Regions from separate parts of the Homo sapiens genome. Here region 2 is linked to region 1. A link is a contact called in ENCODE Hi-C or POLR2A ChIA-PET data. All regions are on one chromosome and are shown on one strand. Each heading gives the region's core, a stretch centred on a gene start or an enhancer-like site at or near the end of the contact. The rest is flanking DNA. Distances are from core to core; before and after follow the strand shown. Region 1 holds the start of TRIL (TLR4 interactor with leucine rich repeats). Region 2 holds the start of PRR15 (proline rich 15).

Region 1 (2,700 bases), core at 36-2,535:
GTTGCGCAGGCTGAGCTCGCGCAGCCGGCCCAGGTGGCCGAAGGTGGCCGGGTGCAGGGCGGACAGCTCATTGCCGCTCAGGTCCAGCGCCTCCAGGCTGTGCAGAGGCTCCAGCAGCGCAGTTGGCAGCTGGCTCAGCCGATTACCCTCCAGGCGCAGCTCGCGCAGGGCCTCCAAGCCCCAAAAGGCCTCAGGCGCGAGGTGCGTGAGCTGGTTGCCCCTGAGCGAGAGCAGGCCGAGACGTGGCAGGTGCTGGAAGATGCGCGGCCCGAGGTGCTGCAGGTTGTTGGCCGAGAGGATGAGGGAGGAGAGGGAGCGCAGCGGTGCGAAGGTGGCCGCGTGGCGCAGGGAGGGCTGTAGCTCGTTGGCAGAGAGGTTGAGGAAGCGCAGCTTGCCTAGCTGGGCGAAGGCGTTCTTGCCCAGAAAGCGGATCCGGTTGGACTCCAGATGTAGGTAGAGCAGGTTGCCCAAGGGAGCGAAGACCGCGTCCGGCAGCGCCCCCAGGGCGTTCCCGTCCAGCCGCAGCTTGACTAGACTCTCCAGGCCCTCGAAGGAGCCGCGGCTTAGGCGGCTGATCTCGTTCCCGTTGGCGTAGAGGATGCGCAGCTTGCGCAGCGGGGCCAGCGTGCCCGGGGCGAGCGCCTGCAAGAGGTTGTTCCCCAGGTACAGCTCTTCCAGCCGCGAGAGCTTCTCGAAGGTCTTGGGGTGCAGAGAGCGGATCTGGTTGTACTGCAGGTCCAGCCGTCTGAGCTGCCCCAGACGGTGGAAGTCGAAGGCCGTGATGTTGGTTATGAAGTTGCCGCCGAGGCTGTAGGTGAGCACGTCGTGGGGGCTCGGCAGCGAGCTGGTCTTGGGCACTACGCGGAGCCCCCTGTTGGTGCACAGGAGATGCTGGGGATGCTGGCAGTCGCAGCGCTCCGGGCACACGGGCTCGGCCAGCGGCGGGAGCGCGAGGCAGCCGCACACCACGAGCAGGAGGCGCAAGGCGCGGGCAGCCTCCATCGCCTCCCGCCCTGCGTGCAGCGGCCGGATCGTCCTCTTGGCCCGCCGGCTCTGTGTCTCCTCTGCATTCCCCTTAGCCTGGCCAGAGTCGCTAAATGGCCTCTTTCGGACTTCGCAGCGCCGTCCAGCCCCTCCTCCGTCCTTTGTCCGGAGGCCGGCCCGGGTCTCTGCAGGCGGGCTTCGCCCGGCCAAGTCAGGCGGCGCGGGGCGCTCTGCAGACCCCGGGTACTACTTGTTGCATTTCTGTATAAAACTGTTTCTCCGGGTGCGCGTCGGCGGGCGGGAGGAGGGAGCAAGACCCGGCGCTTTTTGTTTGCAGCTGAGTCCGGAGAGCTGGATTCCCTGGCGCGGATTCTCCCAGCCGAGTGGATTCCCCAGCTGCAGGCGGGAGCCGTTCCAAGAGCTTCGCGGGGCGCGGCTTGGCAGCAGAGCCCCGGCTGCTCGGCCCCCGCAGACGGCACCTTCTCGCTCGCGGTCCCGGACGGGGAGGGCGGCTCCAGTGCAATAGCTCGGGGAGCACGCGGGCTGCGTCCGGAAGGGACCCAAGTCTGCGAGCGGAGAGCAAACGGGGCGGAAATTCGTTCTTCCCACACTCTGCCCGCGGGGACGCAGGCGGAGAAAGAGGAGACGGCAGAGGGAGGACAGACCCCGGCAGGGGGAGGAGGAAACACTAAGTGGCTCCGCGTCTGGTCAGCCCGGGCCCGGGATGCCAAGTGAGAAAAGTAGGGATTAAAAACAGCTGTACGGGCCGGACACGCTAGGCCGGGGGCGGGGGAGGATTACCGGGCTAGCAAACGGGATTTGCAGACAGAGACCTTTTTATTTTAGACGAGTACACCAGCCGCTTCTGAGCAGTGGGAGCGCGCCTGGCCTTCCTCGTTGTTAAGTCACTTGCTCTTCCAGGTGCCACCCTGCGGGAAGTTTGGGCAGCACGGAGTCCGCCAGCATTCTACAGGAAGTTTGGGGGAGCACAAGGTTGCCTGCAGAAGGCCATCAGAAGGGGGTAGGTGAACCCAGTCTGACAGTTGCTGCTTGGGTTTTGACGTCGTTGGACTAGTAGCTGAGGAGAGGCACCACCCCCTTTTAGGTGTCTGAAGGGAGTATTTACTCCATCCTGCTGTGGGCTAGAACATGAAGAAATCACAGAACTGGTTCTGCCAACATGAAAGTGTCTCTGCCACATTTTGGTGATTCAGTCGCATTAACTCTCCTACAGTAATAGAGCCCCTGGGGTAGGCTCTGCTCGTGTGCACATACATAATAACCTTCACAGATCCTAAGGTAAACGTTCCTTGCAGGGCCCTCCTGCTTTACGCCTGGACTTGCAGTGATCTTCAAAGTCTTTAGGCCCAAAAATGTTCAGGCCTGGCTCAGTTGGGGAAGCATTATTATTTATTATCTCTAGGGAATGGAGCATTTAATCAACGGCTCCTTTGGGATCAGCCCCTGCTGAGAATGAGAATACACAAGGAGGAGTTGTTAATTATTAATTATTGTTTCTTTATATAAACCATCTTGCTAAAAAATAAGGGCCCTTCCCCTATCCAAGGTGTTGAGAAAACGTAAGTTTTGAGGACGTACTCTGCAACAATGTGGAAAATTAAAGGAAAGATACAGATCCTCACCTGAAGACAATGACAATCTAGTGGGAAGGGCAATGAATGCATTGAAAGGTTAGATAATAATATAAGGCAGTAA
Region 2 (2,700 bases), core at 18-2,517, 610 kb after region 1:
AGTTTTCACAACAGAGATGCTCAGTTGCTCCACACCCAGTCCTTCAGGGGAGTTATGCTTGCATATGAGCTCAAGGAACATCAAAATCGTTTTTTGAAACAAGAGCATCCTGGAAGATGAAGCAAGCTGCACCTCTGCCTTCATTAGTGAAAATGCCCTGTGCCAATATCTTTATGTCAAATGAATAAAAAGTACTCTTGGCCGGGCGCTGTGGCTCACGCCTGTAATCCCAGCACTTTGGGAGGGAGGCCGAGACGGGCGTATCACGAGGTCAGGAGATCGAGACTATCCTGGCTAACACGGGGAACCCCGTCTCTACTGAAAATACAAAAAATTAGCCGGGCGCAGTGGCGGGCGCCTGTAGTCCCAGCTACTCGGGAGGCTGAGGCAGGAGAATGGCGTGAACCCGGGAGGCGGAGCTTGCCGTGAGCCGAGATCGCGCCACTGCAGTCCAGCCTCGGCGACTGAGCGAGACTCCGTCTCAAAAAAAAAAAAAAAAAAAAAGTACTCTTATGTGACCAGGAGTGCAATCCCCGGTTCACTTCCTGCAGTGGCTCAGGGCTGGATTTACACTGCCCTCGTTGGGTGGCTGTCCATGGACTTCCAGGCCTGAAAGAAGGAAATTCACATCCTCACTGAGTCGTGTTAAGAGTCTCAGACTGGCAGGTTGTGGTGGTTAAGACCGTAGAAGCTAGAGTCAGGCCCCCTGGGTTCCAACCCTGCTCTGCCACGTACCAGACAGGCAAACCTGAGCAACCATTTTCCCGTGCTAGGGTTTCCTCGCCTGTCGAGTGAGAATAATAATAATAACAATACCTACCTCCTAGGGTTGCTGTGAGAAATAAATGACAATCCACAGAAAGCGCCTGCAACGGCGCCTGGCTGGCAAACAGCGGACTTGTTAATTACAGCCTTTCAACTAAGGGCGCCTGAAACTCGCAAACATTTTGCTCGGGTGTGGATTCGCTCCCGTTAGTTACAAACTTGGGATCCCGGGACCCGGAAAGCAAGGGGGAAAAATAAATCGCGATGGGGCCAAGGGACAGCTGCTGCGGCAACTTTTACCCAGCGGAGCCCACCTACAGCCTCAGCCTCCGGGTCTCAGGTCTCCGCCGTTTCTTCTCAAGGAGTCGGTCGGGGGAGCGGCACTGCACAGCTTTTCTCCAATCAGACACCTCAAGGCTGGCGCCTGATCCAATCTCCTCCCCTGGAGGGTGGGAACGCGAAGTTCCTACCTGCACCTGTGGCAGCGGTGACCGCCTCCTGGGTTATTTTCTTTTCTCCCCCAGCTGCCCCAGGGTTCTGGTTTCCCGAATCACTTGGCAAATAACCAGCAGGTGGGCAGATGTCTTTTTTGCGTTCCTACGGACGCGTAGGCAAGTTCGATGCGCCGGAGTGAACAGCCAGGGTCCCATCTCTCAGCCGGCTCCCGGGCGGTGCTAGCAGGGAAGAGGGACGCGCCGGCGAATGAAACACTACTAGCCCGGAAAGCCGCCCTGGACCTTCCACCCGGGCAGCGAGTCTGGCGGCCCCTCGCCGCCGCCCCCTCCGACCAGAACAGACTGCGCTGCGAGCCCCGGGCTTCCGCCGCAGCGCGCAGCAATTGGAGGTGCCAGAGGAGACCAGCAGCAGCACTTGATTTAGCTGGGCTGCGGGAATTCCGACCTGTACACTTTCCAGAAGCCTGATCTCTCCAAGTCCGCGCCCAGGGACTCGAGCCCCGGCTTCCAGGTTGACCCGAGCGCGCCCCCTTCGTGCTCTCGGCCGCGTTCACCGCGCGAGGCCTCCGGGTCCTGTTAAGCCCGAGCAGGTGAGCGACTGGGGGTGGTTCGGCGTCCGCCGAGACAGAGCCTGGCCCCGGGGGTCACCCTGGGGTGCTGCCTGGTACCTCCCAGGTACCCGCCTCCCGGAGCCCTAAGAGAGGCTGAAAACCACGGACGCTCCAGGACTCCGTTTTCTGTACTTTTGAGTAATTTGCCATCTTTTCCTTGCGCAATTCGTACAAAGCCCTTCCGTGCTCACAAAGTTGATGATTGTGAAGAAGAAAATGTAGGTTAGAGGAGAGGAAGCAGCATCAGGACACCTTACCACCACTGTTAGTAAATGACTTGGGGGTACGGGTTGCTTTTCCGATCTGCAAAGTAGGAGGGAATGGGATGTTTGCAGACGCAGTTGCTAATTGTGCCTGAGGGCGTGGGTGCCTTTTGTACCGAAAGAACTTTTGGCCGTTTTTTCTTGTATTGTTTTCAAGTCGCTGCCCGAGTGTGTCCTCAGGGCATCCTGGGGAGGAGCCGGTGTTGCGGTTTCGGGGCGCAGCCGAGGCCGCCCCGCCGCCTCCCGTAGGCGATCAGACTTCCTCTCCCTGGCGGTTCCGGGAGGAGAACCTCCTACAACAAACACCGCCGAAGTTTCCCTCTCCAGCGCGATCGCCAATCCCAGGAGCGCCCGGCGCGTGGGCTGGGAAGGAGCCGAGCGGAAACCTGGAAGTGAGCCGCGGCGCAGGCGAATCCTGCCGTTGCTGGTGGCAGCGCCCAAGAGACCCCGCACAGAAAGTGGGCTGGGAGTCTCGCTTGCTGTACCCGCACCTAAGTGCTCAGAAGCGGCCTTTCGCTCTGCAGAGGGGGGGTCTTAGAAGCTTGGGGAAGAAGCACATTGTTTCGGAGTTCCTTGTTGCGTTCTTTCTCCTTGGGAGGAGGGAAT

The links. Hi-C counts contacts between places; a loop is a spot of excess contacts on that map. ChIA-PET counts read pairs that join two places held with the same protein, here RNA polymerase II (POLR2A). Pooled maps may share reads with other maps.
Region 2: a map with no recorded cell type shows a loop between it and region 1 (12-fold over the local background). The contact joins the promoter of PRR15 here to the promoter of TRIL in region 1. A Hi-C loop is called at or near these places in 8 of 37 single-sample maps with no recorded cell type and 10 of 50 pooled maps. POLR2A ChIA-PET finds 5 or more read pairs at or near these places in 2 of 52 experiments (HepG2 and WTC11).

What each region holds. Positions count from the first base shown.
Region 1 is chr7:28,957,045-28,959,744 of GRCh38, forward strand. TRIL (TLR4 interactor with leucine rich repeats) reads right to left here and starts at 1,286. Exons shown (of 1, transcript NM_014817.4): 1 at 1-1,286. The coding sequence starts at 1,002.
Region 2 is chr7:29,562,568-29,565,267 of GRCh38, forward strand. It overlaps PRR15 (proline rich 15), which reads left to right and starts at 1,268. Exons shown (of 2, transcript NM_175887.3): 1 at 1,268-1,810. It overlaps PRR15-DT (PRR15 divergent transcript), which reads right to left and starts at 1,124. Exons shown (of 2, transcript NR_183550.1): 1 at 821-1,124.